4 separate regions of the Homo sapiens genome follow, and all the other regions are linked to region 2. Evidence: chromatin loops called from intact Hi-C (ENCODE). Cell type or tissue: ascending aorta. All regions are shown on one strand. Region 1 overlaps ATP10A (ATPase phospholipid transporting 10A (putative)). Region 2 holds the start of TRE-TTC2-2 (tRNA-Glu (anticodon TTC) 2-2). Region 3 overlaps ATP10A (ATPase phospholipid transporting 10A (putative)). Region 4 overlaps ATP10A (ATPase phospholipid transporting 10A (putative)).

The links. Peaks named below come from ENCODE experiments on the same cell type or tissue, not always from the same donor. Only the 100,000 strongest peaks of a DNase experiment are listed, where the experiment ranks them.
Region 1: a loop joins it to region 2, with 2.8 times the contacts of the local background. A loop is called at or near these places in 6 of 110 quality-filtered maps.
Region 3: it touches region 2 in a loop (3-fold over the local background); 3 of 110 quality-filtered maps call a loop at or near these places.
Region 4: it touches region 2 in a loop (3-fold over the local background); 2 of 110 quality-filtered maps call a loop at or near these places.

What each region holds. Positions count from the first base shown.
Region 1 is chr15:25,736,621-25,744,620 of GRCh38, reverse strand. The region is part of intron 2 of ATP10A (ATPase phospholipid transporting 10A (putative)); the gene reads left to right. It also overlaps the pseudogene RNA5SP390. Among named protein-coding and RNA genes, the nearest start is that of MIR4715, 110 kb to the left of the region's middle. In ascending aorta, a CTCF peak has its summit at 4,613 (motif pointing left); DNase peaks (open chromatin) are centred at 900, 4,610, 6,260 and 7,070; H3K4me3 peaks cover 1,594 bases; H3K27ac peaks cover 7,543 bases.
Region 2 is chr15:26,079,224-26,087,223 of GRCh38, reverse strand. It overlaps TRE-TTC2-2 (tRNA-Glu (anticodon TTC) 2-2), which reads left to right and starts at 4,919; the gene lies at 4,919-4,990. RefSeq lists a silencer at 4,612-4,681. In ascending aorta, CTCF peaks have their summits at 4,338 and 4,538; DNase peaks (open chromatin) are centred at 4,813 and 5,493; H3K4me3 peaks cover 1,332 bases; H3K27ac peaks cover 1,842 bases.
Region 3 is chr15:25,780,433-25,788,432 of GRCh38, reverse strand. ATP10A (ATPase phospholipid transporting 10A (putative)) reads left to right here. Exons shown (of 21, transcript NM_024490.4): 2 at 7,210-7,414. Among named protein-coding and RNA genes, the nearest start is that of MIR4715, 64 kb to the left of the region's middle. In ascending aorta, a CTCF peak has its summit at 4,750 (motif pointing left); DNase peaks (open chromatin) are centred at 102 and 2,964; H3K4me3 peaks cover 683 bases; H3K27ac peaks cover 3,012 bases.
Region 4 is chr15:25,671,860-25,679,859 of GRCh38, reverse strand. It overlaps ATP10A (ATPase phospholipid transporting 10A (putative)), which reads left to right. Exons shown (of 21, transcript NM_024490.4): 21 at 1-1,148. The coding sequence ends at 519. Among named protein-coding and RNA genes, the nearest start is that of LINC02250, 97 kb to the right of the region's middle. RefSeq lists enhancers at 5,737-6,444, 6,445-7,153. In ascending aorta, no CTCF peak of the experiment used is centred here; DNase peaks (open chromatin) are centred at 59, 1,776 and 4,719; H3K27ac peaks cover 7,821 bases.

The sequences.
Region 1 (8,000 bases), 340 kb after region 2:
AAGGTCACATTTTATAATTTCTAGCTGTTGTAAAATTTCAGGTGCATCTTTAGCTTTATGATCACAGCAAGCATGATTTTAAACTTCCTGTGGATCTGTTCCTATTCTTGTTTTGTTGGTTCTTCCATGATGCTTTACATCCTGTTATGCCTGGTTATCCCTGAGTCTGTGTCTGACATTGTACCTGGAAATTGATTTTTTACAAATAATTTGAGGCCTTGTATTTCATATATATATACACACACTCACACACATACATGCACACACACATACATGTGCACACACAGACACACATATATAAAGAAGACTTTTGCTGGTTTTGTTTAGTATCTAGGGGTTCTAGCAATTTGGAATTATTATACTCCATTTTTCACATTGAGATTTTTCTGGGCCACTCAGTTGACTCTAAGCTGGGTAGCAGCTGCACAAAAGGAGCTCAGCAGTGTTCTGGATGTGTTTGATGCAGTGGCACCGTGTTGTATTAAGTTCCATGTTGAAGCTCTTTCCCGCAGTTCACCTCTGTGATGCCGTTCTTCCTGGTTGCGTTAGAAAGCATAGGTGTTTATCAGGCCCCTCTCTTGGTAGGTTTTATAGTAGACAGAATAGTGGTCCCCCGAAAGATGCCCACATCTTACTCACCTAAACCTGTGGATATGTTATGCTACATAGCAAGCAGAAATGGAGGTTGTAAGTGGAATTAAGGCTGTTAATCAGACCTCACTATCAAAGTGATACAGCGTGAGACAGACTCAATCCCCGCACACTGATGACTTTAAAAATGGAAGGAAGCCATAAGTCAGGGAATGTGACTTAAGAAGCTGGAACAAGCAAAGAGATGCATTCTCTTCTAGAGCCTCCAAAAGGAACACAGCCCTGCCAACTCCTTGACTGTAGCTCAGTGAGACCTGTTTCCAACTTTCGACTTCCAGGACTGCGAGACAACAAATGACTGTTGTTTTAAGCAACCACATTTGTGTTCATTTGTTACAGCAGCTACAGGCAACTAATATAGGCCCCGAGCACCAACATGTGTCTCATGAGCTCCACTCAACCTCTTAACTACATCTTGCAGAAGCTGTAGACCCTCCTCAGGGAAAAGAAACCTCAAAGCCCAGCCTCAACTCTGGATTTTTGTCTTTTTATTTCTTGGCTTGCTTATTCTTCACTTTCTTGTTAAATCCTTCATACCTCCAGGCAGCTGTCTTCAGTTTTCTGTCCAGCATCTCTGTTTGCCAGTAACTAGAGGTTTGGTCCAAATTGCCCAGTCGTCTGGTGCTGGATAACTTTTCTTTTGAATCTGATGACTGAGCAGATCTGGTTGTGCTTTAGAATTTCACATTTCTGTTGCCATTTCAGTCTTGGAATCATTCCCCAGATTAGCGCAAGAGGTTTTTTCTTAGCTGACCTCTTTTTGTATTCTCCATCCCAGTTGGCCTCTAAAATAGTAGTATGGTCTTCCTCTATGTGGCTACCAATGGCCCTGTGGTCCATGGAACTCTGCCTTTAGGGTCCCTTTTATTACAAATACACTGAGGCTCCAGACCCCTCTTACGCTGTGCACAGAGAGAGCACCTTTTCTCCAGCAAGGCTGTCTACTGAGTGAGCGCTAAAGCATGACACGTTCACACCCAAAAGCCGTGCCTCTGCTCACACCATCACCCCCACCTGTAGTGATGGAAGAGGCACTAAGTGGCCTGTGGCTGTGGAAGCAGACAGACTGATGTGGATCTCACTGTGCTAATAGCTCAGCAGAGGGGCTGCAGGCGGGTTTCATGCAGGGACACCCTGTTGGATTAAGTACAAATACGTTCAAGAGGGCAATTTTAACGAGCAGCCCTCATCTAGGTTTGAATTTGGTGTTCTGTGAAACAACTCTCGTTACCTACTGCCTGAATGCACAGCCAGTTCTTAGGGACTCTTAGGTGCATTTGACGGAGGAGAAAGCAAGGCTTTGCTGACAGCCACAGCCCACTGAAACAGCATGGAGCGTTTGGGGCCAGGAGGGAAAGAAAGGGTTTTGATTTTGAGACTTCAAACTCTAACCCCGCACTGTGAGCCTTTGAATTTTGCCACCATCTACCGAGGCTTTTTGACTGTGCGACAGTCAGGAGGCAAGGGGACAAAAGATGAAAGGCAGAAAAGGCAAGGGGAGGCTGGCGCCTGCGTTCTAAACTAGAATTTAACAAGGGAAAAGCTGCCTTTCTGCTCAGAAACTAAGGGAGGACCACTTGATCTCTAACACTGGTGCTTGCGGCAAGAAAATCTCCAGTTAGAAAAAGAAGGCAGAACCCAGACACCCCTTGATCAGTTTCTCTGAGGCGTGAGCCTCCCAGAAGCCACCTGTGGACCTGTGTGAAGCTGACTCTGAAAGAGGACTGCGGAGGCCTGGATGCCAGTTCTCATTGTCCCTGTCAGCTTGTCACCGTGGAGACGAGAACCACGTCAGGCAGGGACGCAGCACTCTCCGTCACATGCTGTGTGACGTGCAGTGGAGTGTCCCGCCATGAGCGGCTGGGCCAACCTACTTATCACTTCCATATTTGGGATACCTTAAATAATACAATCACAGCCGCTATTATAGATTACATTGCTGTCTAAATGGGTTTCATGCTCATTTCTATTCAGTATTTGTCACGGGGCATTAACCCCTAGAGTAACACTGAATCTGTGGAACTTGGAGAAATTATCACTTTGAGTTAAGTTTCCTTGTACGTTCGGTGTTTCTTGCCACCAGACGCTTTCACTTGGGTATTTATTTATTATTTATTTTTTCAATAAATAACTGATTGAGTACCCACTATGTGTCAGGAGACACGTGGTGGACAAAAACAGACTACTTTGCTGTTTCAGTTTAGCAAATTGAAAATGTTCACCTGACAATACAGTCTTGGCAGTGAAAAAGTAAATTCACTCATTCGTTCAGTATTGGGATCGGGCCATCTGCCCTCCTTTGAATTTCCACAGCACTGACCATCAAGTGGTAAATACAAATTAGATTGAAATACAAAATAATAATAATAGTAATAATAAAGAAAGTACAAAACAAAAGAGTTGGGGTAATTATTCCATTAATTTGGGTTAAAATGCTTGACTTAATTTAATGAAGGCATTCTTTACCCATGATCAATAAGTAAGGAGCTAAGGAGCCGGATTAGAGGCTATGTAGAAATCATTTTGTATTGCTGCCAGGGGAAAAGAGCCCGCACTTTAAAAAGAGGAACTATGCATTCTGGAACCACAGAGACGCCTCAGCAGGCCCTCTTGGGAGATGGTGCGGCAGGCAGGGGCTCTAGGTCCCCAAGAGCCCAGCACGGAGTTCTGGGGTGATCCAGAAGCTTGTGGCACCTGAGATCCTTCTGAAATAAGCATTCGTCACCCTCTGACCATGTGTGTGCCAGGCACTGTGATGGTCTCAAGGGCACAGAGTACCTGTGCTCAGGGAACCTGTGGTCTAGTGAAGGAGGAATGGGAGCCAGCTCCAGCCACACCCAGGAAGCACGGGGTTTGATGTCTGCATGGGGACTAAGCAAGTTCGGAGCTGTGGCACCTGCCTACCCTACCAGGGGGCCGTCAGGAAGGCTTCTCCAGAAAAGACAACATCCTGAAATGCTAAATGAAGGGCACTTCGCCTGATGCTGTAGGATGGCAAGACAGAGGAAGCCATGCAGAAAGGTTTGGGCTTCCTCAGGGTTCCCTGCGTGGCAGGAATGGGTGCTGGGAGGGATGGTAGCCGAGGAGGTCAGCGCAGTGACCCTGAGCAGAGCTTTGCTGTTGCACGGGATGAGGATTGCATTCTGTAGGGCAGCAGCTGTCTCCAAGGCTTTGTTAAGGTGGAAAACTTCTGTGATCAGACGGGGATCATTCAGTCCAGGGACAAACAGGCCCATAGCAGGTGGCGAGACCAAAGCCAGGTAGACAGAGGTGTTGTGTTTGTCACTGAGAGCCTTCGAGGACCATGTCCAGGCGTGATGTCAAGGCTGGAAGTGAACCAGGGGGACCTCACCCTCCTTGTGACCTGGGAGTATCATGAAGGGAAATGCAAAGGGCGTTTTCAGAACGGGATCCAGATGCAGAAGACGGGAGTGTGTGTGTTTTCCACGTCTTCTTGCTGGTGCAGGCGGTGGCCCTGCCTGGCTGGCAGGTGCTGGCCCCTGCTCTCTGTGCATTCTCTCACCAGGGTTCTCTCTGCCCACATCATCCAGAGACCCAGACAGGTGGCCTCACTCACAGATTTCCACCTGGAGCGTTAGGCAGGGTCCCTGCTGGCAGCAGACCTGCAGATGACCCAAGTGTGCACCTGTGCTGTGTGCTCACCCAATGGCTGAAGCAATATGAACCTCTTTACTTTAGTTTTTTTATGATAGAAAAAAAATAACAGTATCCTCTTTAATGGACTGTAAATGCCCTTTCCAACATCACTGCTGTTTCAAGATGGAGGACATCTGTATTTGCTTTTGTTGAGTACTTAGTAGCAATTCACTTAATACAAATGTGAAATACAAGGTTGGTAACAGAATCTCCCCTGTGAATCAAACCATTCATTCAAGTAGCAATCTGGGCACTGCTGAATTAGACACACGCCTCCCCCATGTGGTTGAAGAGGGGACACAGCTGTTCTACCAGGAGGAGGTCCCAGGCATCAGGAGGAAACAGAAGCATGCCGCAGGGCTCTGGGCATCCCTGGAGCACCTGCTGCTGCGGTCTCTAGCAGAAACGCAAGTTCAGGGGCAGGGCTGGAGGGCTCTCTGTTGCACCACTGTCCTGCCTCTTTCTTTCCACCTAGTCAGGTCAAATCACTTTGCCCAAAGAAGTTTCAGAAATATCTGTAAGACAACAACAGAAACTGTGAGCACTTTCTTTCTTGCCGGTGAGATATTTATTTGAACATGTTGCTCTGCAGTGGGCGAACCCTTCACGGTGTCTGCTTCCTTTTGTCTGAGATGCTGGGGTGCTGCAGCAGAGATGCAGAGGGCAGTGCTTCAGCTTGAGGCTGGCATGTGTGGGCAGCACTTTTGCAGGTGATGCTGTTTCTGCAATAGTGAGTCTGTCATCCCAAGCACAGGGATTCATTGGAACCATCTCTGCATCCTACAGGATTGTGGACTTATAGGGCAACAGAGACCCCGGAGATCCGAGTCCAAATGCCCTCTCTTCACTTGCCAAAAGTCTCATATTTATTAATCAGAAGAACTAGCACTAAGTCCCCGGGCTCGCTCCTGATTTTTTACTCTGTTTTTGAGTGGGCTCTGGTAAGCCCACATCCACAGGCATTGCTGAAGATGGAAAGAGGGTATCTATGATCAGATTAAGGTATGTTGAGCTGAAGCATGTTTTCAAAATACTAAAACTTAAATTTTGGAAACTTAGAACTTTAAAAAGCAATTAAGGCCGAGTGCAGTGGCTCACGCCTGTAATCCCAGCTACTTGGGAGGTTGAGGCAGGAGAATCGCTTGAACCCAGAAGGTGGAGGTTGCAGTGAGCCAAAATCCCGCCACTGCACTCCAGCCTGGATGACAGGAGCAGAACTCTGTCTCAAAAATAAAAAATAAAAAGCAATTTAAATTTTGGGGGACGTTTCTATAGAATCTGTTACACATTTTCTGGCTTACTTGTACAATCTTTTTCTGTTAATGCCAGATTGTCTCTGCAGGTATTGATGGTTGAGCTGATAGCTCAGAGGCCAAGAAAGCTCCAGTCTGTCACTCCAAGACCACTGTGACCTTGGGCACGATACTTAAAGATCCTAAGTTGAAGGTGGTGCAAAAACTGACTTTCTAGCAGGGTTGCCTGATAATTGTAGGGCACTTAGCACAATGCCTGGCATTTGGCAAGCCTCCCCAAACTTGTAATTATGTTGATGGTGATGACGATCAGAATGGCAGTGCCCTCACGAATTACTGGCGAGGGAGACTTTATGTACTTGTACTGAAAGGTGCCAGATTTCTGGTCTATGTTCAACTTGATGATTATTTCATTTCTTCTCAGTCAATTCTCAGAGTTGGTTTATATCCACTTAAAAATGTTTAAATTGTGTCTCCCATCCAAGTACTGACCCTGCTTAGCTTCCAAGATCAGTCAAGATTGGATGCATTCAGGGTGGCATGGCAGTAAATGAAATTTTTTATCATGGCAAAATATGCATAACACAGAGTTTACTATTGTAATCATTTGTGAGTGTACAGTTCAGTGGCATTAAGTTCATTCGCATTGTTGCGCAACCATCACCACCATCCATCTGTAGAACTGCTTCCTCTTCCCTAGCTGGATATCTGCTTTTTAAGAAGAATGGAGTTAGTGTGCCCAGAGCAGAAGGGTGGATCGGGGGCCTCTACTTTTGTCCATGCTCCAGGGGGCAGGTTGACAAGTCTGACTGATGGATAACTTGGGCATGACCTCAAAGCTGGTTTGGAATGAGTCAGGGGTAGACATGAGTGGATGGAGGGATAAATCAATGTATTTCCTAAATGGGGAGTGTTGTGTGTTGCCTGTTGTTAGAAATAAGCAATGTAAACAGGATTTTCCTCATCCAGAAGGTGTGCTCTGGATATGAAATGCTTTTTAAATGAGAAACTCAAAGATGGTCTCTGTATTCGTTTACTGGGGCCTCATTGATGAAACACCGCAGACTGGGCTGCTTAAGCAACGGAAGTTTATTTTCTCACAGGTCTGGAAGCTGGACATTCGGGAGTAAGGGGTCAGCAGGATGGTTTCTTTTGAGGCCTCTTTTTTTGGCTTCTCCCTGTGTCCTTGCATGATCTCCCCTCTGTGTGTCTTTGCGTCCTGATTTTCCCTTTGTATAAGGCCGCCAGTCATGTGGGATTAGGGTCCACCCTGATGACCTCAGTTTAATTTAGTTACCTCTTTAAAGACTTCCTCTCTAAATAAGGGTACGTTCTGAGCTACGTGGGGTTAGGACTTCAATATATGAGTTCTAGCGGCGGATGAGGGGCTCCAGTTCAGCCCATGCCAGTCTCTAGAGATCCCTCCAGTTCTAAAAATCCTCCAAATCCTCCCCAGTTCCAGAAGGATGCAGAGGAAGCCAGCCGTCCCGTGCCTGGGACCTCCCCTGCGCACACTCCCCAGGGCATGGGATTGTTGGTAGAACATTACAAACACAGCTCTGAAGTCCCAGAGACAGAATGTCCTACTGTTTCTGAGCCATGTCCATGACATTTTTCTTAGAGAGAAAGAATAATAAACAGAGACAAAATATTTTAAGTCCTACCCTCCTCGTCTGCCAAGAATAATCCTGGTGTTCTCTGGAACTCACTGCCTTCATGGCCATCCTGTACTTTGTATCTGCAAATGTCTGCCCTGGAAAAAGCCATCCACTGGTTTCAAGATAATCCACAGGCTTTAAATAAACACAAGACTCCTTGAAACAGAGCCCTGCTCTGGAAATAGAGCGAGAGGCCATTTCAGTCCAAGGAGAAGAGAGACTGATGGCTAATTACACTCCAAGAAGAGCCTTTTAAAATAGCATTTCAATTTCAGTTATTGAATCGAGCTACGATTATCTAGCACACGCCCCTTTTAATGTACGCTTTACACTGGGAAACAGTAGGAACTGAGTTTTGAGTAATTACCTTTATGGCTGTATTCTATGCAGGGAAATGTGTGGTTGCGGCAGAGCCATAGTTAACCTGGGGTGGTGTCAACAGTGTTTATGCCATTTCTATAATTTTTAACCACCTTCACTTTTTGTATGTGTCATTAAAGACAGTTCAGTTTTTTACCATGTTATGACACTTGCTAGATTAAGTAGAATGCCAGGCCTGACCAGAGAGCTGATAAAAAAGAAATCCACTAATTGTGCTCGTTTATACTGAAGGCTTATTCCCTCCATTTCTCTCCCTTCTTCCTCCTTCCCCCCACTCCTAAGCCTTTCTTATGAGCCAGGCTCTGTTTTATCTATCAATGGAAAAATTCTAAAGACATTTTTGTGGTGAGTTGTCAGGGTTTTTTTTTAATTGAGCAGAATACTAAAGAAGTTGTTGGCT
Region 2 (8,000 bases):
CCCCTGAAATATTCTTTCACTTTAAAAATCAAAGTATCTGTAATTTTGGAAGCAAGTACAATTTTTTGTTGTTATTGCTGTTCTTATTGATGTTGGAGAACCTCAGATTTTAATTAAACAGTGAGCTTTCCATTTAGTCTCCCCTGTTAATATAATAGGTAGATCTGACACTCACAGTTAGGGGTAGAGGAATTAAGTTGAACGATATGAAATTTCCATTGTAGTAAGTCAAAACCAGTGGATTCTTGACAATTTCATGAGGTTAAGCTAATATAATTAAACAGTTACTTTTTAAAATAGAAGTTTTGCTTGGCTTAGAGAACCACCAAAGACACTCTCTGGAAGCAATGTCAATTTTTGTTTTGTTTTGTGTGTTTGTTAGAGCAAGAATAAGGGTAGTCATCATCTTCCTTCCCCACTGGACACATTTATTTAACATGAGTTGAGAAAGTTGGACTTGCCAAAAATTATTTCTACAACCTTAACTATCATTAAAAAGGAAATAAACCTATCAAAAAAAATTGTTGCACTCCAGCCTGTGCAAGACTGTGAGACTCCCTTTCTTTAAGAAAAAAAAAAAAAGTAGTTGCATTTCACCTGTGTACTACGCTCCATGCTTTTCCACGGACAGGGCAGAAAACCAGTGCAGACATGACTCTTACCCAAGGAACTTGCATTCAATTTAAGGTTTTTGAAAACATACATTTAAGAAACTTAAAAACTGGCAAATGAAAAATCTTACAACTACTGGACCTTCTTTTGTCTTTCTGTGTATTTACATGTGTTGCACATGTGATGTTTACATATGAAAGAGCTCTGATTAATTGGCTTAAAGATGATAAAAACCACAAGGCCTTAAACAGTTATCAAATAACCAATAAAGACAAGAAGCACTGCCAGATTCCAGCAAAAGAAAGAGAGCTGAAGAGGAAAGCACACATGTACACACAGAGAACACACGATATCTTTCCCAGCAGCTTGGCCAAATTGGCTGTGTGCACTTAAGCAAGTCCCTTCAGCTTTCTGGGGATGATACTGTTACAGAGGTCTGGGCAGACAGAATGGGGTGAAATGCAGGTAATTTGCTCAGTCAGAACCAAACACCACTGGAGAAGTGATCATCCACAAGATCTGTCACTGGAGGAGCCATGGGTCCCTGCTAACCCCTGTTCAGTAGTTGAGTGGAGGTGGCCAGACTGAGGCTTTCCACAGAACATTTGTAGGGTGAGAGTGGACACTGGCAATTAACCCACAGTAAGTACTACCTTCATTTCAGGCATGATACTAAGAACTCACCCTCGCAAGGACTCAGTGCTCTCACAGAGACTCTTTTTATTATAGAGGGAAATTCAAATTCAAAGGTTCAGTAGTTTTTCCAAAAATTAGCTAGTCAGCTTTTATTTATTTATTTATTTTTATTTTTATTTTATTTTTATTTTCGAGACGGAGTCTTGCTCTGTCACCAGGCTGGAGTGCAGTGGCACGATCTCAGCTCACTGCAACCTCCTGCTCCCAGGTTCAAGCGATTCTCCTGCCCAGCACTAGTCAGCTTTTAGAAGTAGCATTTATGCCAGGGACATCTGACTTCAAAAGAGGGAGGAAACTTATACACATGAATATACACACAGACACACATACACAATCCATATTATTCTACTTTAACTCTCAGGTTGCTCAAGTTAATAAACCATTGATTACCAGTAATAATATAGCACCCAAATTACAACTAATAGACACTGGTTCAGAATGTTTGTTGTCATGGAACTTTCCATTCCTTGATGGAAAAAATGCTGTTTAGACTTTCATTCATTTCATCATATTCCAATATTATTTTTATCATGGGACCAATACAGGATGATCTGCTAAAAGGATTTCACTAAATCTCTCAGTTGGATGATTTGGGGCCAGTGATTTCTACCTCCTGGATATTTTTCAGGTTCTAGCCTTGACAATCCCCAGTTATCTTTCAGATCTAAACATTTCTGAAATCTAAATTCTAAATTATTAAAATACATCAAGTGTCCAATAAATTATAGAAATGTATGATTAATTCTTATTTTTAAAAATTATTTGGATTAATATTACCAAACTGAAGCGAAGGATCCTGATATACTTCTCTGTAAAATGAAGCAAACTATTCAAGCCTTCTTGTTGTACTTCAGTTTCTACCATACTTTACCCCCATGTCTCCCCACCCCACCCCCATCATTGCTAAGGCACGTAATCATCTACTAGAACATTTGTTTCATTTTTGTGGTGCTTGCCCTTTTTCCACGATCCTGTTGTGTCGCTTAGGGTAGTGATAACAAACAAGCCCCAAATTTAAATGATGAATGCAATAAAACTTTATTTCTAGCTTTAAAAACCCGATGTGTTCATTGGTGGTTGGAAGGGGCTTCCACGCAGTGACTCAGGGACCCGCTCTCTTTCCATCTGTGGCGCTGGCTCCTCCTGCAGCCTCAGAATCCTCTACATTCAGGTAGTGGACTAGCAGAGTGGGAAAGGATCGCCAGTTGTCTAAGCATCTGGGCCTGGAATCAACACTCACCCCTTATCCATCCATGGCACCACCGAGAGAGAAACAGCTGGGGAAGACCGCCTCTGCCTGGGCAGGCGATTCCCAGCAAAACTGCGCAGCACAGCAGGAGAAAGCCAGCCGCTCTATTCATTTGTCAGAAAGGTGAATGGCCTTGTCCTGGTGTAGGAGCAGCAGACCAGGATGTAGAGGCCTCAGGGTTCCCAAGTCCCCACTGCTTGCTACTGCCCAGAGTTGTCCCCTCACACTGACTCCTTTAAGACCTGGCCATCACAGGGCTCCTGGCCTTGGGCAACACTGAATTGAAATTTCTAGATTGAAGGTGCACCTTCCTATTTTGATAGGTAATTGTCAGGTTGCTCCTGCCCCAAACGGGCTGTACCTATTGTCATTGTCTGAGATTGTGGCCTCACTTCCTCCCTAATGCTGGATATTTTAGAACTGCTTTAAATTGTGTTGCTATGGTACCAGCAAGGTAGAGCTGGCTCCAGCCCCCATTTGCTGACCAATCAGAACCCCTCTCCTCTAAATCCTCTATTCACAGCCTCAGCCCCTTCTGTGGGTTTTTCTTGCATGCTTAGATTCAGTCGTGCCTTAAGGATAGTCACCTTTTCCTATCAAACATATTTCAAATATTTTCTCCCAGCCTAGGGCTGGCTGTTGCATTGTTTATAGTGATTTCATCCCATAAACGTTTGAAATACTTAAGAATTATTTAATTTCATCACATAGACCTTTGAAATTCTTACAGCTGAAATTAAGAATCTCTTAACCCCTCCATCCTTTTGTGCTTTTTGCTTAGGACGGTTCTGCCGGCTGCAGTGTGGTAGTGCTACTGTGCCTTAGGCTGTGTCTGACACAGGTATTTTCAAAGCAGTATTTCTTCGTGTTCCGTGTATGCACAGCAGTTCCAGAACCATACTGGTTTTGCAAAAAATTTTTAAATGGAATTGCTTGATCATAGGCACGTTTAGGAAATCCTGACAATCTCCCTCCCTGATCAAGCTTTACAAGTTTCTAGGAAATTCCTTTTCTCCACATGCTTGCCGGTACCTGACATTTCCACACTTTTGCTTGTTGGCCAAATGCTGGCTGTCAATCAGTGAGGCTGAGATCTTTCTCAAATGCCTTTTAGCCATAGGCTTCCTCTCCATGAAGGGCCTGGTCTCATTAAGTTCTCACTTTAATATAGCAGTGTTTGTCTTATTATCATTCATGTGTAGTTTCTGATCTATTTAATATCAGTCTCTTTTTTTTTTCTTTTATGGGTTTTACATGTTTATCTGCCATTCAGCAGTTTAGTTTTTTACTTTTTTTTTTTTTTTTGGCCATGGAAGTGTTGTTACCATAGTGCAATTAGTGGGTTCTTCCCGTATGATTTTAGGTGTTTTGTTTTTATTTTTGTTTTAATAATGTAAGGCCATCCCTAAACAAGATTTTTTTTTTAAGTTCAGGGATACATGTGCAGGACGCGCAGGTGTCTTACGTAGGTAAACTTGGGTCATGGGCGGTTGTTGTACGGATTATTTCATCTCCCAGGTACTAAGCCTAGTACCCATTTTTCCTGATCCTCTCCCTCCTCCACCCTCCACCCTCCCATAGATCCCAGTGTGTGTCGTTCCCCTCTATGTGTCCATGTGTTCTCATCATTTAGCTCCCACTTACAAGTGAGAACATGCGGTGTTTGGTTTTCTGTTCCCTGCGTTAGTTTGCTGAGGATAAAGAACTCCAGCTCCAACCACGTCCCTGCAAAGAGCATGCTCTCTGAACAAGATCTTAAAGCCCGCAGTTTCGGAAGGCCTTTCGCTCCAAAACATGTCCTATGGGTTATTCGGGGTTTCATCCATTCGGGCTTGGCTCACGAAATTAGAATTAATCTAAATGCAAAATTTCAGTTAAAATGGCCTGACTGGCAAAATGGGGTCTAATGGCAGGCTCCGCTCGGCGCCCGCTAGGGAACTCAGCCCCGGAGCCAGGCCCGCGCGGCTCGGTTCTTCAGCCCCTCTATTTTCAACCATTCAAACCGTGCTCTTCCCAAATCGCACGGAGGAGCTTTCTGGAAACTGAGGCCGGGCTGCAGTTTCCTAGGGACCAGGGCCTGAGGAGGTCTGGTGCCGCCTCCCGCGAGCCGGGGGGCGAGGGGCTGGGGGCCTCCAGGCACAGCGCTGCTGAAGAACTGGGTAGTGCCAGCAGCCACAGCGCCCAGCCCTGCCTCCGCCTTTCGAGAAGGAGCACACCTCTATCAACAAGCGGTCAGCACCGAAAGCCCGCGCAGGCGCAGGCGCAGACAGGGATTTGTTGTCGGAGGCGTGGCAGAAGGCGGAAAGCAAGGGCAGGCGGAAATGATTCAATTGGTTTAGAATTCAACGGTTACTTGTCATCTCCCACATGGTCTAGCGGTTAGGATTCCTGGTTTTCACCCAGGCGGCCCGGGTTCGACTCCCGGTGTGGGAATGACTGGACCTTTCTTTTGGAACACAGTGAAACTCGTAAATTTATAAGCCTTAGCAAGAAGCTTAAAAACACGACTGTGAAAAGCTACATAATCCTTAAGGATGTGTGGAGACCTGAAGACTCACCTCGTAGGTCACAACCCCGGCAAAACGGGCTGTGTAATCAGCATTGCTGTGTTTGCATACCAAATTTTCACAACAAATGATAATATTTAGGGGTCAAATCTTACAAAGGAATTCTTACGTTCTAGGCAATTCACTGTTCTCTATGCCCCCAGTGAGTGTTTCCGGCCGGCAGATAGCGAGATGGTGAACAGGATGGAGGGACAAGAAGGAGCATGGAAGATCCCATGCCACAGGAGCCTCCCTCTGAAGTTTTTTGAGGACTGAGAAGGGAGGGGAGGCGCTTCCTGAAGCAGGAGTCACTAGGGCTGGGATATAAAGAAGTGAGAGGTCTGCAAGTAGAAATATAGCTTCAGTAGAGGTTTGCACAGGGACGTAGAGGGCAAGGACAGAAACCAGATCCCATTCACCAAGTCAGCTTTCACAGAAGTTGGGGAAACTGAGGCACGGGATCAGCCTCTGGATAGAATCACACATGTGGCTAAGTTGAGGTCAATACTCTTAGCAAATGCACATTTTCAGAGGTAGAAAGTTCTTGAAACTTTCTTAGCTTCTAAGCCATTTCCCAAATGGGATTAAAATATTTCTTTCCGTGCTTAGGCCTGGATACTCTTAACCATAATGTAAGCCTGTGTGAGTAGTGGAGAGCCAACCGCTTCCAGAACAGGCAGGGGCATCCTTTGAAAGTTCTATTGTTTGAAACAATCATTGTGCCACTCACTTGGATTGACCAACTTGTGACTACTCCCAATGCTGATGCTTCAGCCTAATTCGGACAATCAAAATCAAAATCAAAATCAAAATCCGTCAAGAAAGCATGAACATGAACCAGTGAGAGCCTGGACCATTGATAAACCAACAGCATGGGTTGCAGACAGGGATACGATTTTATGTGGGGGGAAATTGTATTATTCATGCAGAGATAGTCACTTCCATTCCTTGACCGAATTTTAATTCTATGCTCTCAGTTTGTGTTGGAGGCAATATAAGATTTGGTCCAAAAGATCATTTGAATCCTTGCAATTATTGCATTAGACATTTCTATTATGTGACATATGACAATTCTTTTATGATTGAGTTCTGAAAAACTTCTCCTGTAAATATCTCTCATACTGGTTGCCATCTGAGACATACTTACAGGGGATGCTTTACAGAAACCCCATCTCTACTAAAATACACATACACACACACACAAAAACTCAATCTTAAAAGATTGTGTAGTGGGAGTGGGAGGCAACTCTCCATTCCCACTTCCATTACACAACTCCAGGGTACCATTGGCTTTGGCCAGAACTAACTTGTCAGCCTCATCCAGGGTTGGCTTCAGGGACAGCTATAGATGGGACTTTGTGCCCCACCTTTTGAAAAAGTAGATGAAAATGTTTCACTTGTTTCATAAATCCAGCAAGCTACTCTGAGCGTTGTATTGTACAGAAATGAAACTCAAGTGGAAGGCTGGGAATGGATGCCAAGTAGCCAAAAGGGTTGACTGCTCTGGTCATTTTCTTATTTGTTTGTGTCCTCTTTAGAATCTTTTATAGTATTCTCCTTTTTGAGGGGCCTGGATCTCTGCAAACCCCATTCCCCAGACTCCCTTTCCAGTAGACATCGGGTTAGCACCTGCCCCAGGGAGGTTCTGTTGGAAGATTGGAATATATCAAGAAAGCAGAGCTTCTGATGGTGTCCTTGGCAGCAGACATTCCCTGATGGCTGCCAGCAACTATGCAATCCAGTGGCACTGAACATTCTGACAGGGATTGTCATCAGCTAAGAGCCACTAGCAGTGGCAGTAGTGGGCAGCCGTGGGCTCCACGAGCCAGGAAGCTTCAGCAGAGCATAAGTGGATTTGACAGTGGTGTGGTCCCAGTGGCAATGGTGTGCCCAGCAGAGGTCTTGCATGGCAAACTCCTACCTGCAGGTAATACCATCCTCCTTTGTTGTTCTTTCAACCCTAAGTGAATGGTGGCATCTGCAGTTACTAATAGCTGAATAATCTAATTGTTAGCCCCTTTTGCTCCTCTAGCTCCTCAAAAAAAATTAGCAACCAATTTCCTCTGTTAGATTTACCTGTTTGAAGTATCTGTTTTCCTGGCTTTAGACCAACCTATGCAAGTGTTATTTTTGTGTAAATTGTCATCTACCATTATGCGCTCAGCCTTACTGACTTTTGGGGGAGGGGGAGGGTGTGCACAACTTATTCTATGTGTCAGAGAAGTTTCTCAGGGAAATGATATTTCAGCTGAGACCTGAAGGATGAGTTAGCAAGGTGAAGGGGGCTGTAAATGTGCATGAGTCAAGTTATTCTCAAGATCTGTTTGTCTTTTGCACAGGTCAAGTGGACAAGTGAATAATTGGGTAGATGATAGGAAAATCTCTGCATCTTTCAAGTCTTTGTTGGTGGCACAAATCTCTCTGATTCCCTCTGGGAAGCAGGATCACTTTGGCTTTACCATTTTGATAAGAAGGGGGAAGTTCTGGGAACACCATTTGTCTTTTCTCACCATAGTAGTCCTCACTCCAAGATTCCGGGAGCACTACAATAATGTCAGTTGCCAAGTATGTATATCTGAATTGTACATAATGGAATCAGGTTGGTCTGCAACCCACAGGAACCATGCTGAGATAGGTTGAGGCCAAAACATCATTTACTTACTAAGCTCCAAGGAACCACACAAAAGTATTGGAAGAGAAGGAGGAATAAATAACAATAAAAATTCTGAGCTTCCTACCTGCAGCAAGGGATTGAAGCAGTGCCACATCAAAATCAGTGTAAATTAATAGAACAAATGACCACAGGTCCTCTGGAGAATGGGGAAGGGGGATCTTTACAACATATTCCTGTTGCAGTGTAGAGGGGCCATTCTTCAAGTAGACCAAGTCTCCCCTTC
Region 3 (8,000 bases), 300 kb after region 2:
GGAAATGGGTCAGTGTCTGCTGGGGGAGACTGTAGCGATCCTACAGACCCCCGTTCTGCAGATCAGGAACTCGGGCACTCAGAGTCCAGGCTTCTGGGCTGGCGCCCTGTCTTACTGGGGATGAGTCATCAATGCACTTGAGACTGTGTGTGCACCGTGGCTTTGTGACCCTAAATGAAAGTAGTGGCCAGATGTGAAGCACCCTCGTTAATTATTGATCATTCCAAAGCCAGCTGTTTAGTGCTGCTCCTACATGTTTCCTGCAGGAGGGATTTTGTGAGGAAGGGTGTGGCGGCTTTGTGCAGAAGGAACTTGTCAGGTGGCCAGGCTGGGGCCCCTCAAGTGTCAGGTGTGCCCTGCCCACGTTGGGAGCACCTCTCAAAGCCACCAAATCAGCCTGATTAAAGCCAGGGGAATAAACAGCTACCCTGCCCTAGCGGGAACTCTCTCAGTGGCTTGTTTAGCCCAGAGGGAAGTCCCCAAGGTGATCCTGGGGGAGGGCAGTGTCCTTCTATGGCCACACCTCAGATGGTCCCAACTGCAGGTGGTACCAGTGAGGGAGGAGTTCATCCCTCATCTATGCAGGCCGATGTAGGGGGCACTTCCCAGTTTGTAGCAAAAAAAACACAGTTTGGTGACTCCTGATCTTGGACAAGCCCCCTCCAGTTGTTTGCACATTGGAAGTGGTTTTGGCAAATGGACTGAACTGTGTTACTCCATGTCTGTGTCAAACACTGGCACAAATCTGGAACTGTCTGCCTTTCCTCCCACCTTTTTCTTTTCTTTTTCTTTTTCTTTCTTCTTTTTTTTTTTTTTTTTTTAAGAAGGAGTCCTGCCCTGTCATCCAGGCTGGACTGCAGTGGCGCAATCAGGGCTTACTGCCACCTCAACTTTCCCAGGCTCAAGTCATTCTCCCACCTCAGCTTTCTGAGTAGCTCGGACCAAGGTGTGCCAGCACACCTGGCTCATTCTTGTATTTTTTGGAGAGATGGGGTCTCACTATGTTGCCCAGGCTGGTCTTGAACTCCTGGGTTCAAATGATCCTCCTACTTCAGCCTCCCAAAGTGCTGGGATTACAGATGTGAGTCACCATGCCTGGCCTCCACCGTTTCTCAAGCTTAGTGATATTTTATCTCAGACCACATTAGTCTCTGCACTGCATAATTTTAAAGGGAAAAATGGAAGAACTTTTTTGCTTAGCACTTTATAGTCTTCATGAGATATTCCTCCTTTAGGCTACCAGATCAGATGTGCTTTCAAAACCAAATCTCTCTAAGGCTTCCCAGACCCTGGAGTCACCCAGGTTTGTGTGACTTTTGGGAGGTCAGTCTCTGCGCGTTTGGTTTCCATGTCTGTAAGTGGGAACATACTGTCAGGATCGTGGGAGGGTTCACTGAGAGAGACTGTGAAATGTTCTGTGCAGGCCTGGGTCATAATAGGATATCCAGCACAGCTTTGCTGATTTTTTAATGTTGTTATTACAATTAAGATGATAATGGGCCAGGCACGGTGGCTCACACCTGTAATCCCAGCACTTTGGGAGGCCGAGACGGGCAGATCATGAGGTCAGGAGATTGAGACCATCCTGGCTAACACGGTGAAACCCCGTCTCTACTAAAAATACAAAAAAAAAAAAAAAACTAGCTGGGCATGGTGGTGGGCGCCTGTAGTCCCAGCTACTCGGAAGGCTGAGGCAGGAGAATGGAGTGAACCCAGGAGGCGGAGCTTGCAGTGAGCCGAGATCACGCCACTGCACTCCAGCCTGAGGGATGGAGCGAGACTCCGCCTCAAAAAAAAAAAAAAAAAAAAAAAAAAGATGATAATGATGTCTCAATGCTGAGAGGAATTTAGCGTCTAGAGCTCCTGCTGGTGTGGCCTAAAGACCTGTCCCAAGCTCTTAGTCGTCCATGGCCTTTGTAGGGGAGGTCCACTTCTGAAGAACAGTTCTGTCGTTCAAAAGACTACATGGTCTTGCTACAGCTGGGCATGAAATGTGCTTGAGTGATGCGCAAGAGGACTGTCTGCCTTCATGGATGTGCCACTGGAAGTTACTGTCTCCAAAAATGGAGTAAAACTGCGGTGGTGACGGGCACACATTCGAGATGTCCTTCCAGCCGTGTTCACTCGGCCGTGGGAGGTGAAGGCCGAGGTGTGGAGGCAGACCTGTGGCTGCTGGCTGGGGTGGCAGGCACCCAGGAACCCTGTGTCCTCCGGGCCCTGTGTGGTCAGCCCTGGCCCACCCTGATGCCGTGTGCTGGCGTGGCACCTCTCTGCCCCCAGCCACAACGCCAGCTTCCCCGCCTGGGCACGACCTTGCCTGCATGGCCTGTGCTCAGCCCTCAGCTCTCCTTCTCCCCACACTTCTCCCTGGTGCTCTCAGTGATGACATCCACAGTGGGGGCTGCTGTCACCTCTGTGCTTAAGACCCCCAAATATTTCTGTCTCCATCTGCCTGTCTTCAAAGCTGGAGACACCTCCGGAGACCGGACCCCGCACAGCCCCACCAGCTTCTTGAACTCAAAGTTGGTCACTGTTGGACTCTGTCCCTTCTCCAAGCAGACCCTGCCCCTGGGCGAGGTGGGTGGTGCCCCCATTCCAGCCACCAGGGCCAGAGAACTGGATGCCCATTCAACGATGTCCTCTTCAGCAGCACAGCCAGACTTCCCCAGCCAGCCGTTCTTCCTGTCTCTAGAGGTCCGTGCTGATAAAAGCCTCAAGAAGGGCGTGGTTGAGTGGCTGGTATTAAGAGTGTTGTGCCAGTGGGCTCGATTTCTGTCTTGGGGGTATGTAGAACCTGTGCATGGGGATAAATTGCAGGGTGAGATGCCTCTCCTGCCACTCACTGCTTCTGCCTGCCCTTCAGTTTCTGTCACTACAGCCTGTGAGCTGCTCCTTCCAGCCAGAGTCACGAGAATGGACGTTATTAAGTGTATTCGTCAGCTCAGGCTGCCGTGGCAGTGGACCACAGATGGGGTGACTTCAACAGCAGGAATGTATCACCTCGCAGTTCTGGAGCCTGGAAGTCAGACACCGAGGTGTGGGCAGGATGGGTCCTCCTGAGGCCCCTCCCCTCGCCATGTTCTCCCTGTCCTTACAGCTGTGTGCGCACGCCTCTGCTGCCTTTCTCTTATAAGGACCCCAGCCACATTGCATTTGGGCCTAGCCTTATGGCCTCATTCTAACTTTAATCCTCTTTAGAGCCTCTCTCTCCAAATAGTCTCTCGGGGGACACAGTTCAGGGGACATTAGGAAAGGCTGTTAGGGAAATGCAGCCAGTGGTGACATGGCAGGGTTGATGTGGGCCCAGGCTCCTTGCCGGGTGCTCCAGCTGGAGTGGTTGCAGGATTTGGACCCCTGAGGCATCTCTTGCCTTTTTGGTCTGCTGCAGTAAGGAGGGGCCTGTCCCGCTGTTCCTTCATAAGGGGCTCCTGAATCTGAGTCTTCCAGGGTCTGTCCCTGGTAGGGATTCCCATGGACTGCAGGGCCTTTTCTTTTTCTTTTTTTTTTTTTTGACACGGGGTCTCGCTCCGTCACCCAGGCTGGAGTGCAGTGGCGCGATCTCGGCTCACTGCAGCCTCCACCTCCCGGGTTCAAGCGATTCTCCTGCCTCAGCCTCCTGAATAGCTGGGATTACAGGCACGTGCCACCACACCTGGCTAATTTTTGTATTTTTAGTGAGATGGGGTTTCTTCATGTTGGTCAGGCTGGTCTCAAACTCCTGACCTTGTGATCCGCCCGTCTTGGCCTCCCAAAGTGCTGGGATTACAGGCGTGAGCCACTGCACCTGGCCAGGGCCTTTTCTTAGAAGCCAGCGTCCTTTCTGCAGCCCATGAGGAACCCCTTCCCCCACTCCCACAAACCAGGACAGTGACCTGAGGTCTGCACGTGGCACCCCCATCTCTCCATGTGTGGAGGGTCCTCAGGGGGGAATCTCCTTCAGAGCCCAGATGCCTCCCCTGAAGTTTCTATTTTAAAAGCCTCCTGGATGGGGCAGGCAAGCTATTGTTTTATGATTACAAAGCAGATGGAAACTGACTTTATTTTGGATGAGAGTTATACATGGAATGTAGTTAACATAAACTGAACAGAGACAGTGCCTTGCGGTGTCTCTCCTCCTCCGCCCAGGGTGAGGCCCAGGACTGCCCGGTCTCCTGGGGACCCCATCGCAACAAAGCCTGCCCCGCCGATGCTTGGGCATAGGCTGCCTTCCTCTGAGAGCAAACTGTGACTGAGCATTGGGAAACTTTCTTCCAAAGGGACAGGCCCTTTCAAATGGCTTCGTGTCCTCTGCAGGAGCCCAGCAGACGCTCATGAGAAGGAAGAAGGACAAAAAAGCTTGTAATGACATGAAGTCAAGGCTTGACCTTTGGAAAAGGAAGTAGGCACATGGCTAGATATGTCAGTGTCTCAGTCATCATAGCTTCCTGTCTGTGCTCAGAAGGGGTCCGACTGGCCTTCGTAAGCTGGACGGCCTGGGGATGGGGGCCACTGCCATGCCTCCTCTCAGACCTCGGGCTGGGGCCTGAGGAACGAGCCTCTGCATGGCCAGAGGACCCCATGGTTCCCTGGACTGACCATGCTGGGACCACATGGCCTGCAGGTGACCGAGCTTGTCACAGCAGGAGAAGCAGCTCTGAGGAATGCTTGGGTAAGCTCAGGAAGAACAACTTTGGGAACACTTTCAGGGGCTTGACTCCACAGTCCCCAAAGGGCGCTCTCTAGCGGTGATAGCTTGCCTTGCATTTGTTTTCGAGGTCAGAACCGCATCATCTAATGTATCTTTGTTCCCAACGTAGTGCCCCAGAGCTATGCTTTGTACATAACTGGTTTGGTGGATCTTGAATTAGAGGATTTAAAAAAAGTAGAGGCTTAAAATGGCAGGGGACACTCCTCTCTTCAGCATCTAGGGCAGCCGATGGTTTCCTAGGAGCCTCTGGAACTTTGCCAGGGGGGGGTCCCTCAAATCCACACAGGGGAATTAAATAGAAGAGAGAAAATTGGCGTGTGGCTTCCTAGCTCTGCAAACTCTCCATACTTCTCATCCAATGCTCAGGGAGCTGATAGATGTGGCCCACACAGTCCACCTCCAGATACAAACCAAACTCCTTGCTCTCTTGGAACTCGGGTGAGAGTAGAGTTTTATGGGGGGTGTAGGATGGGAGGATTAGTAAGATGGTTATGGTAAACATGAAATGTGTTTTAGTGCTTTTTACTCTTTTACAGTATCACCCAGAGGACAGATTTTTTGTTTCTTTGTTTTTGAGATAGGGCCTCTGTCACCCAGGCTGGAGTGCAGTGGTGCCATCACGGCTCACTGCAGCCTTGATCTCCTGGGCTTAAGTGAGGCTCTTGCCTCAGCCTGTCAAGTAGCTGGGACTACAGGCTCGTGCCACCATGCCCAACTAATTTTTTTTTTAATTTTTTTTTAGAGATGGGGGTCTCACTATGTTGTCTAGGCTGGTCTGAAACTCCCAGCCTCAAGCAATCCTGCTGCCTCAGCTTCCCAAAGTGCTGGGATTACAGGTGTGAGCCATGGCACCCGGCAACCCAGAGGATTTCTCAATGAGATTTCCTCTCCAAGGTATGTTTCCAAGGTGTAACATACCTTGTTCAGATAAATTTATGTTCCTCCACTTATTTAAAAATGGCCAAAACCGCCTTCAAGGAACTCTTACAAATGACCTTTGTGACATTAGTTAGCCTGTTATTCCAGGAAAAAGAATTAAAGAAGAAATCTAAAAATTATGTTTTAATCTAAATATCTGTTGATAGTGACTCGTAGGTTCTGCAGGCTGACTGTATTGGGTGTTGTTCTAAGCAGGTGGCTTGGAATGTGTCCCTGGGAGGTAAGGGGGCCTTCCAACTGCCAAGTATCTCCCTTACCTGCTGCACTTTAAGTCCCATTTGGCTTAACGTGGCTTAACGTGTTTTAATTATTTTTTATTACGATGAAACATGCAAAATATAATATTTAATATTTTAACCATTTTACATTTTTTAAATTATAAAATGCACATAAAATCTGCCATTTCAACTATTTTTAAGTGTACCATTCAGTGACATTAGTGATACTTACGGTGTGGTACAATCATCACTACTACGTATTTCCAAAACTTTTCCATCACCCCAAACAGCAGCTCTGTGTCTATAAAATGGTAACTCTCCATTCTGCCTCTCTCAGCCACTGATGGTGCCTAATCCACTTTCTGTCTCTGAATTTTCCCCCACTGGGCACCTTATATTAAGTGGAACCGGCAAGAGTTGTCCTTTTGTGAATGGCTCATTTTACTTGGCACAATGTCTTCAGTATTATAGCACTTCTCTTCATGACTGGATAATACTCCATTTTGTTTATTATTCACCTGTTCATGGATACATGGATTATCCTACCTCCTAGCAATTCTGAGTGATGCTGCTGTGAACATTGGCTTGCTATACCTGTTCCAGTCACTGCTTTCAGCTCTTCTGAGTGTAGACCTAGGAATGGTCATTTTAACCATTTTGGAGTGAAAAATTCAAGTGCATTCAGTGTTGTGCAACTGTCACTAATTCCAGAATATTCATATCTTCCTAGAAAGAAGCCTCTTGCCGTTAAGCTGTGACTGGTACTCCCTTTTCCCCCAGCCCTTGGCAGCCACAAATCCACTTTCTGTCTCTATGCATTTGCTTGTTCAATGGAGTCATACAATATGTGGCCTTTATGAATACTCTTTTCTTCTTTTACTTTGAGTGAGCTTCAGTGGTATGAATATTCTTTTTTTTTTCCTTCTTTTTTTTTGAGACGGAATATCACTCTATAGCCCAGGCTGGAGTGCAGTAGTGTGATTTCAGCTCACTACAACCTCTGCCTCCCAGGTTCAAGTGATTCTCCTGCCTCAGCCTCCCAAGTAGCTGGGACTACAGGCACGCACCACCGCACCCGGCTAATTTTTGTATTTTTAGTAGAGACAGAGTTTCACCGTGTTGGTCAGGCTGGTCTCAAACTCCTGACCTCATAATCTGCCCGCCTCGGTCTCTCAAAGTGCTGGGATTACAGGCGTGAGCCACCACACCCGGCCAAATATTCTTTTTAAAACACCTGTTTATTATCAAAATTTTCAGCCTATGCAAATGTAGAAAGAATTGCCATATGAGCCCCACGTGCCCATCACCCAGATCCAGCCACGACCAATGTCTCGTGAGTTTTGTTAATCAAAATCTGTTTTCTAGGGAAGAAAAGAAATACGTGAACCGATTCTGGAAAGAAATCCACGTGGGAGACTTTGTGCGTCTTCGCTGCAACGAAATCTTCCCTGCGGACATTCTGCTGCTCTCCTCCAGTGACCCCGACGGGCTATGCCACATCGAGACCGCCAACCTGGATGGAGAGACCAACCTGAAGCGGCGGCAGGTGGTCCGCGGCTTCTCGGAGCTTGTAAGTGACCCACGTTTCCAGGGCCTTGCAGGCATTACAGCCACACAGTGTCCCCATGACAGCCTTCTGGGGCTCAGAGCACCTGCATTTTCCTGTCTGTCAGACCAGGCTGTTTTTCCTAGTAGACGAGTCTGAGGGTCTGAGAGGACCCCTGACCTACCTGAGCCCATGACCCGCCTGTGACTGTGGGAAGCAGGATTCAGTTTCTCTGACTCTGATTTCTTTTGTGCATGTCTAAGTTTCGCAGAATGTTATTTGTTCCTGTAAAGTTACAAGGAACATTTATGAGCAGCTGATGGTCAACACGTACCTAGCTGTTTCACTGGTTTACTAAATGGCAACGCAGCAGGAGTCATGGCCTGTTCCCACCAGGATGCTCAGGAACATTTTCTCCTCAAGGGTGTTTGGGTTCAGCGCGAGGTCTTCGTAGCTGAATCCTGCCTCTGGTGTGCCCTGGCCACCGTGCAGCAGGGTGAGGGGTGAGAGGCTGGAGGGAAGCACGTGTGACAGCTGCACACACCGACTCCATTGGGCTGCCCAACATCTGTCCCTGCTCCAGGGAGAAAGGGCCCCACCCGCCAGGTCT
Region 4 (8,000 bases), 410 kb after region 2:
GGACGCCTCCCGAAGGACTCGGGAACCGAGCACTCATCAGGGAGGACAGTCAAGACCTCTGTGCCCCTGTCCCAGCCTTCTTGGCACACACAGCAGCCGGTCTGCTCCCTGGAGGCCAGCGGGGAGCCCAGCACAGTGGACATGAGCATGCCAGTGAGGGAGCACACCCTGCTGGAGGGGCTGAGCGCACCGGCCCCCATGTCCTCTGCGCCAGGGGAGGCTGTCCTGAGGAGTCCAGGAGGGTGTCCTGAGGAGTCCAAGGTGAGAGCTGCCAGCACCGGCAGGGTGACCCCCCTGTCTTCCCTCTTCAGCCTGCCTACCTTCAGCTTACTCAACTGGATTTCCTCCTGGTCGCTGGTCAGCAGGCTGGGGAGTGTCTTACAGTTCTCCCGGACGGAGCAGCTTGCAGATGGACAAGCGGGACGTGGACTTCCTGTCCAGCCCCACTCAGGCCGATCAGGACTTCAAGGGCCAGACCACAGACTACTTATAGGAGCATCTTCAAGGCGGTCACAGTGAAAACCTTGAAATGGCCTTTTTTAATATATATAAATAAATGTTAATATTATTTATGTTTATTATTTGCACAGAAGAGTTCTAGGGAGATGTATTTCTAAATGTTTCCCAGGCTAATACAGGAAACAAGAGGTACCAAAAAAGAAAGTTTATTTTTTAAAATTCTAAGTAGAGTATATTGAAAAGAAAAAGAAGAGCCTTAACATATATAAAAGTTTAAAGAAGAGTAACACTTGAAAAGTGTGTTTAGATTTATTTTTTCATCTCATTTTTAAGAACAAGCAGTACGATTTGTTTTCTTCAACATGTGTGACTGCGCACTGAGTACAAATGTGTGACTGCTCATGGTTAATGCAGGCAGGTGTGAACATGGGGGAACAATGAGCAGAGATGGCAGAGGGCAGAGCACATGGCCCCCAGAGGCTTCCAGTCTCACTGACACAGGAGGGCTGGGCTCCACTTCATCCAGATGAAGGAAAGGAAGACCTCAAGAAAAATTCACAGTTGAGTGCATCCCAGCATTCTGTTCCGGGCAGGCATTTCAGGAAGACCGCCTTGTAGGTATTACATCCCTGGTGTCGTATTTTGCCTGTTAAATCGTAACAAGCAATAAACAACTTTCACTTTGCAAAGACAGTGTGTCCAGTTACCACTGGTGTATGAAATGATTAATACCTGACCTCACAGAGTATGATCTCAGGGCACTTCCGTAAGGCAAGTCCTTTTAGAGGCTATGAAGAAAACAGCTGCATGGCACATACCAAAGCTGCTGCACAGCTGGCCACCATGGCACCCTGCACCAGGCCATCAGCACCACGTGCCAAGGAGCTCAGCGGTCTTCAGGCATTTTTGTAATGAGCCATTAGTTCTGTCCCTCTAAAACTAGAAAAGGAAGGGCAGGAAATGATAACAACCCAAGGCAATGATATGGCATGTCATCTTCCGAGCCCTTCTTTCTACTTTGTCAAACAGTTCTTAGTTGCTGGCTCTGCTCGGCACCGGGACTGTGAAGGGTGTACTCCCTGCTGTGTGGGAGGGACCTAGGGCCTCTTTGGATGCTGTCTTCGAGGACAGCAATGCAGAGAGGGCATAGGATCTGAGGACAAGGAAATTCCTCAGCATGGCGTATCAGGAAAGCATGGCTCATTCTGCAATGAGCCATGAGTGTGGGCCATCGCAAGTCACAGAAAATGCACCTCATTCCAGTCAAGCAGAAAAACAGGCACAGGCTCAGTGTAGGTCCCAAGAGAGGGTGCCTGGACTCAGCAACTCAGACCTGGGCTTTTCTCCCAGCTTTCAGGGACAGCTTTGTCCTGAGTCTGCCTCTGTTCACGGGGATGCTTGGCTGGAGTCACCCCCAGGACTTATCCATGCATCACTATTCAGAAGACACAGAGGGCCCCTCTCTCCACATTCCAAACAGAGTCCTGGTTTCCTCAGCCTCACCCTGCATAGCTTGCACAACATCCTCAGAACCATTCACTGGCAAATGGAGGGGAACGTGCTGACTGGGACTCCCAGCTGGAGCTGGGAGGAGAGGTCCACTTCCCTTAGAACACCTGAGCTGCTGCATGAGTGGACGTCAGAAGAATCTCTATGCCCTGTTAAATGGGGAGACAAAGGGGTGGTGGGGGCTTCAGCCAGTGATTTCGGACCGAAGGTGACAGCCGTCCCAACCCTGCCCAGCCTGATGCCACCTCCTCTGTTCTTGGAACAACGCATAGGAAAAGAATCTCCTTTGGAAGGTGACACTGCTCCCTGAATTAAGGTAATGGTTGCGAGCACCAAGTACAAGGACTAGACGCATATTTACCTGCGTATCTGAGAGTTCCAGATTCCCAGCTTCCAGATGATCCTTGCACAGACAACCTACCTTCTTTCCAGAGGATGTCTTTCTCCTCTGGAGAGTAGATGCTTGCTCTTGGGAAACGGAATGACCTTGGCGCTGGCTTCAGGAATATGCATCCCACAGCCAGTTTAGAGAAATACATGTTGTAAATGGCATTGACAGCTGCTCTTTAGGATGGGGAGTATTATGGAAATCCACAATAACAATCTATGGCAAGCAACTAAGTTTGGTGTCAAAATGAACATAATATGGGGGCGAACTTCATGATTATCTCAAAAAAGCAGTAGGTGAAATAGGTTACCAAATCCTAATAACAAATCTAAAATAAGTAGGAAGGCTGGCTTCCTGAGGCTTGGTAACAAAATAGCTGGGTTAGTCATTTGACATTGTACAGTGTGCCCAGCTCAAAGTCAAAATCAATTAATTCTAAGTTCTCGGAGGTCAGATACTATGTCCTCTTCACTTTGGATCCCTGGCACCTTGCACAGAACCTAGCAGTTTGAATGTGCTGAGAAAATGTTTGAAGAATCAAAGAATGAGTGGTAATCCTGAAACACTGAAGGCATTCCTGTGATAATCAGAGGTAAAGGACAATTGCTTGCAGTAACCCATTATGATTTAATATTTTCTGTAATCTCTGGCTAATATGACAAGACATGCATTCTTCAAAAGAAGGCATGTGAAGTATAAAGATAGTGGGTTGAAAGTAAAAGGATGCAAAAGGATTTAATATATAAACAATATGTAAAAGAAAGGAGACATAATTATATTAATATCAGACAACATAGACTTCAGGCCATAAAGAGGGACCTGAAAATGATAAAAAGGCCTTCTCAGGACATGAGAATCGCCCAAGTGATGTACTCCTAATAACCAGAGCTTTAAAATACGTGAAACTCAAATTTACAAAAAGGAGAAATAGACAAATCACAAATATACCCAGACTGTCTTTCAGTCATTTATAGAATAGATAGAGAAAAAGTGGGTGTAGGAGTTAGAGAGACATAGGCAATGTCCTTATTTGTGACTAGAAAATGCAGGCCCCAGCTGTAAGTGTGCATGGCTGCAAGTGCTTGGATGTAACTACAAGCAGAGCTTCTCCCCTGCACATGGAAGTGGCCCAAGCCAAGCAAGGCCAGGGAGGCGCGGGGAGAGGTGCAAAGTGCAGAGAGGAGCAGGGAGAGAGACCTGGGAGAGGAGTGAGCACAGAGAGGGTCCCGGCTCCCTGACTCATTGGCCAGGAGGCACCTGCCCTCATCGTATCTGTGCCTTCGGTAAGGGGCCGGGACTCAGCTTTGCCCTCCTCCTGCTTTCCTCGCATCTCTACTGAAAATGCACCTGTTTGGACCTGTTACCTCGAAGGCATGAAGACTTTCATAAGTGTTCACCCTGCCACTGCTGCAGAGCCCATGTCCAGGGGAGCTTCCCACACTCAGGGTGAGGGCACATTTGTGGATCACAAAATCAACTTTGTCACCACCAGCTTTTTGGTCCCTTCCTTTCCCCTCCTCCTCTCCCTCCCCTTTCCCCTCCCCTTCCCCTTTCCTTTCCAACGGGGTCTCATTCTGTTGCCCAGGCTGGAGTGCAGGGGTGTGATCACAGCTCACTGCAGCCTCTACCTCCCGGGCCCACAGGGTCCTCCTGCCTTAGCCTCCCAAGTAGCTGGGACTATAGGCACCTGCCACCATGCCCGGCTAATTTTTGTATTTTTTGTATAGATGGGCTTTCGCCGTGTTGGCCAGGCTGGTCTCAAACTCCGAGGCTCAAGCAATCTGCCTGCCTTAGCGTCCCAAAGTGCTGGGGTTACAGGTGTAAGCCAGCGCCGCCTGACCTTGTTTTTCTTTAATGAAATGATGGCCTTTGGTGGTCTGAGCAAGCTCTGGGGAAGACAGCCTGGTTGCTCCCTCCCTCCCAGCCCCTGGGGTTCATCTCACTCAGAAGGGAAGCCATCTCCAGGGCCTCTCAGTGGTGTGGCTGCTGTTACACGGGCCCTGAGATCCCCACCCAGAGGATCTTCCTGTTGCAACTCCTTTTTTATCTCAACCTAGCCTGTTCTCACACAACGTCAACCTGGTGTCTTACTGAATGAATCCCTTCTCATGTTTGTATTTAAAAGCACTAAAATACTTTCGAACTACTTGACCTTAGTTTATACCTAACCTGGGGCAAGTGTTTTGGAACAACAGAAGTGACAAGAGTGCTTACAGGACGCTTAGAATGGTACTGCTGTTCTCTGGTCCTCATTAATCAAACCACAGCTGGAGGCCTTCGCTGGAAAGTGTACGACATGGCTCAGACTTGGGATGGCACAAACCAACACCTTCTGAGCCAGGCCCAGGCTCAGGCCCAACCAGTACACGATGTGCCTCCAACTTTGCCGGGAGACCATCCGCGGCTTCCAAAATTCCCCGAGCAGCGTGCGCACACCCACAGCCATCCAGCCAGGGCAGACTTCGGCCGGCTCTTAAGGTTTTCTTCCTAATGAGGAATTTTCAGCATCCTCAGTTCTTGTTTAAAATGGCACACAAAGCCCAGGTTGTTCCCTGAACTGCAAACCTGTCTGCTTTTCACCTTTTCCCAGCCTCTCTGGCTGGAGGGCGACAGCAACCCAGGTGAGACTGGGGAGGCCCCAGGCCCCGGGCTGTCCTCCCATTTCCCTTCCAGCTTTCAGCACAGCTGCCTTCTCTAATGCCACAGGCAGATTCGTGCTTTACTGCAGAAAGTGGTATTTCCTAGCTCATAATTTAATTATTTTAGAAAAGGCTATCTTTTTAGTTTTACAGATGTTAACTTTGCATCTCAAAGTTAAATGACAAAAAAATAATAAATAATGTAAGACAGACCAGCTGTCCAGCAAATAATCCAGAGAGAAATGCAAAAATGTTCTGGACAGCCAGGGCTGACCCATCTATGCCTTCAGAATGAAGCTGTGAAGTTTCTTTTTATTTATTTATTATTCCCGAAGCCGTGAATTTTAAAGAGGCCTGGCCAGGGACACAATCACTAAATAAAACAAAGAAGGGGATCCTGACTAGCTGGGCCGTCTGAGTTAACCAGACGTCATTTATTATCAACAGCAGTCCCTACGCTGGGAAGACAGCAGAGGTGTGTAGACAGGTAGTGCCAAGCGTCTTTCTCATCCTGAATCTCCTTTGTCCAAGCTCAAGGCCTGTGATGAAGACTCACTCTCAGGCCTTTGGGGTACAAGAGGCTGCCATGGTTATTCTGTTTGGAAAACACTTCCAGAGCCCTGACCCCACGGTGCATGGGTGGCTCTGCCTCATCACCCAGCAAGCCTGAGGGGACCTGGGTGAGCTTCTTCTTTGCCCTCCAACCCTGCAGGGGCGTCAGGGCACCATGCAACTCATGCCCACATGCACTTTGATGGAGAGCGTCCCAGGCTGGGGACACACACCAAGGCTTGCCATCACGTTCTTTTCATCAGTGTAACAGCGGTAACTGTCCAGGGACACGCAACCTCCTTGTCTCCCATCACACTCCGTGGCCCAAACACAGCACAGCTGGAGCCGGGAAATATCCACTAGGTGAATGCCCATCACTGCTACACACTCACAGCTGTCTCCCTCGGCACCTGCACACGCAGGACAGCTCTGGACAGGTGGGGCACTGAGGCAGCCCAGCCAGGCTGCCAAGACAGGGCTAAGAAGCCCAGTGGAAATTGTGGATTTCACCAAAGACTCCCAGAGAGAAGCATTGCCATCCCCTCCCTTCTTTAAATGCAAAGAAAAAAAAATAGTTTGTTGTTCTCAGGACTTCTGGGCATGGCAGTCTCAAAAATGAGCCAAAGCAGACAAGAAAGGGCATGCAAGGCCTTCTCTGGGTGACAGTGACGAAGGGTGAGTCCTTCAGAACGCTCTACTCTGGAAGCCCGGCCCACTGCAGAGTGACATCTCCGTCACTTGGAAGGGCAACGTCGTCCCCCAGCTGTCGGGTCCAGTTCATGCTTGTGAAAGTCCTATGTGTGTGGCCACACATGTGAGGACACATTAGAGTAGTTTGAAACTGAAGAGAGCAAATTGCAGAATGAGGACAGTTCTGACAGAAATGTACCTCTTTTGCAGCTGATGTAGCTGAAAGCCATTGGCTGCTGCACGGGAGCAGCAGTTGTATAAGACCGACACCCAGGAAGCCCCACCTCTCCTCGACGCTTGTTTGAAATTTCTGCCAAGGAGTGTCCATGACAGTGGGTAGCAGGGGCCTCCTCCGCCCCTGCCCAGCGCATAGGGGGAGTCCAGCAGGTTTTGCCTGAGCTACCTCGCTCAACCGGAGTGGGCTGCTCCTGTAAAACCCACCCTCCACGTTGGAATGAGATTCCAGTTCATCCTGACGGCTGACCACTGGAGTGGCAGCCCACCCTGCAGCCCTCAGAGCCCCTGAGGGGCCCTGGGTATGGTTTTGCATGCTGCTCACTGGCCCTGCTCATTGGCCCTTGCCCCTGTGACCCTCCTTCTCCTCGTCCCACCCCAGGATGTTACGCTTGGGATGTGGCCGTGCACACATCCGTACAAGTGTCTCAGGAGCAGTGACCACAGGTTAGTCCTTAAACTAGTAACCCTCCGCACACCTCGTCTTGCCCTAGGACCCCTTCTCCCTCCCAGGCACCATGATTTCCCTTACCCTCGGTCTACCCTCGAAAACAACCACCAAACATATCCTACAAGAGTTTTTTCCATTGTTTTGGTAATCATTCATATAAAATCTCATAACAAGGATAGTCAAGGCATACTCAACATCACTAATCAATAGAGAAAGACAAAACCACAGTGAGATAGCACCTCACCCCCATTAAGAAGGCTTTCTGGATCATTTAAACAATGAAGAAATGACAAGAGCTGGTGAAGATGTGGAAGCTCCAGAGCCCTGTGCACTGCTGGAAGGAATGCAAAATGGCACAGCTGCTGTGGGAAACAATGTGGCAATTCCTCCCAAAATTAAAGGCAGAATGACCATCTGATCCAGCAGTTACAGTTCCAGGTACCTACCCAAGCAATTCAAAGCAGGGACTCACACAGATATTTACACTGCCATATTCATAGCAGCATTCTGCACAATAGCCAACAGATAAACATAGCCCATGTCGGCCGACAGATGAATGAATAAACAAAAATATGGACTCTACATAGAAGGGGATATTATTCCGTCTTAAAAGGAGGGAATGTCTAACACATGTACAACACAGATGAACCTAGAGGACAGGAAACTGAGTGAAGGAGGGCAGTCACGAAAGGACGGGCCGGGCACGGTGGCTCACGCCTGTAATCCCAGCACTTTGGGAGGCTGAGGCTGGTGGATCACCTGAGGTCAGGAGTTCGAGACCAGCCTGGCCAACATGACGAAACCCCGTCTCTACTAAAAATACAAAAATTAGCTGGCGTGGTGGTGGACGCCTATAATCCCAGCTACTTGGGAGGCTGAGGCAGGAGAATCACTTGAACTCAGGAGGTGGAGGCTGCAGTGAGCCGAGATCGTGCCGTTGCACTCCAGCCTGGGCAACAAGAGTGAAACCCCTTCTCAAACAAACGAAAAAAATAGGACAGATGATGTGACTCCACCTACATGTGGTGCCTAGAGTAGTCAAACTTGTGCAGACAGGAAGTAGAATGGGGGTGGCCAG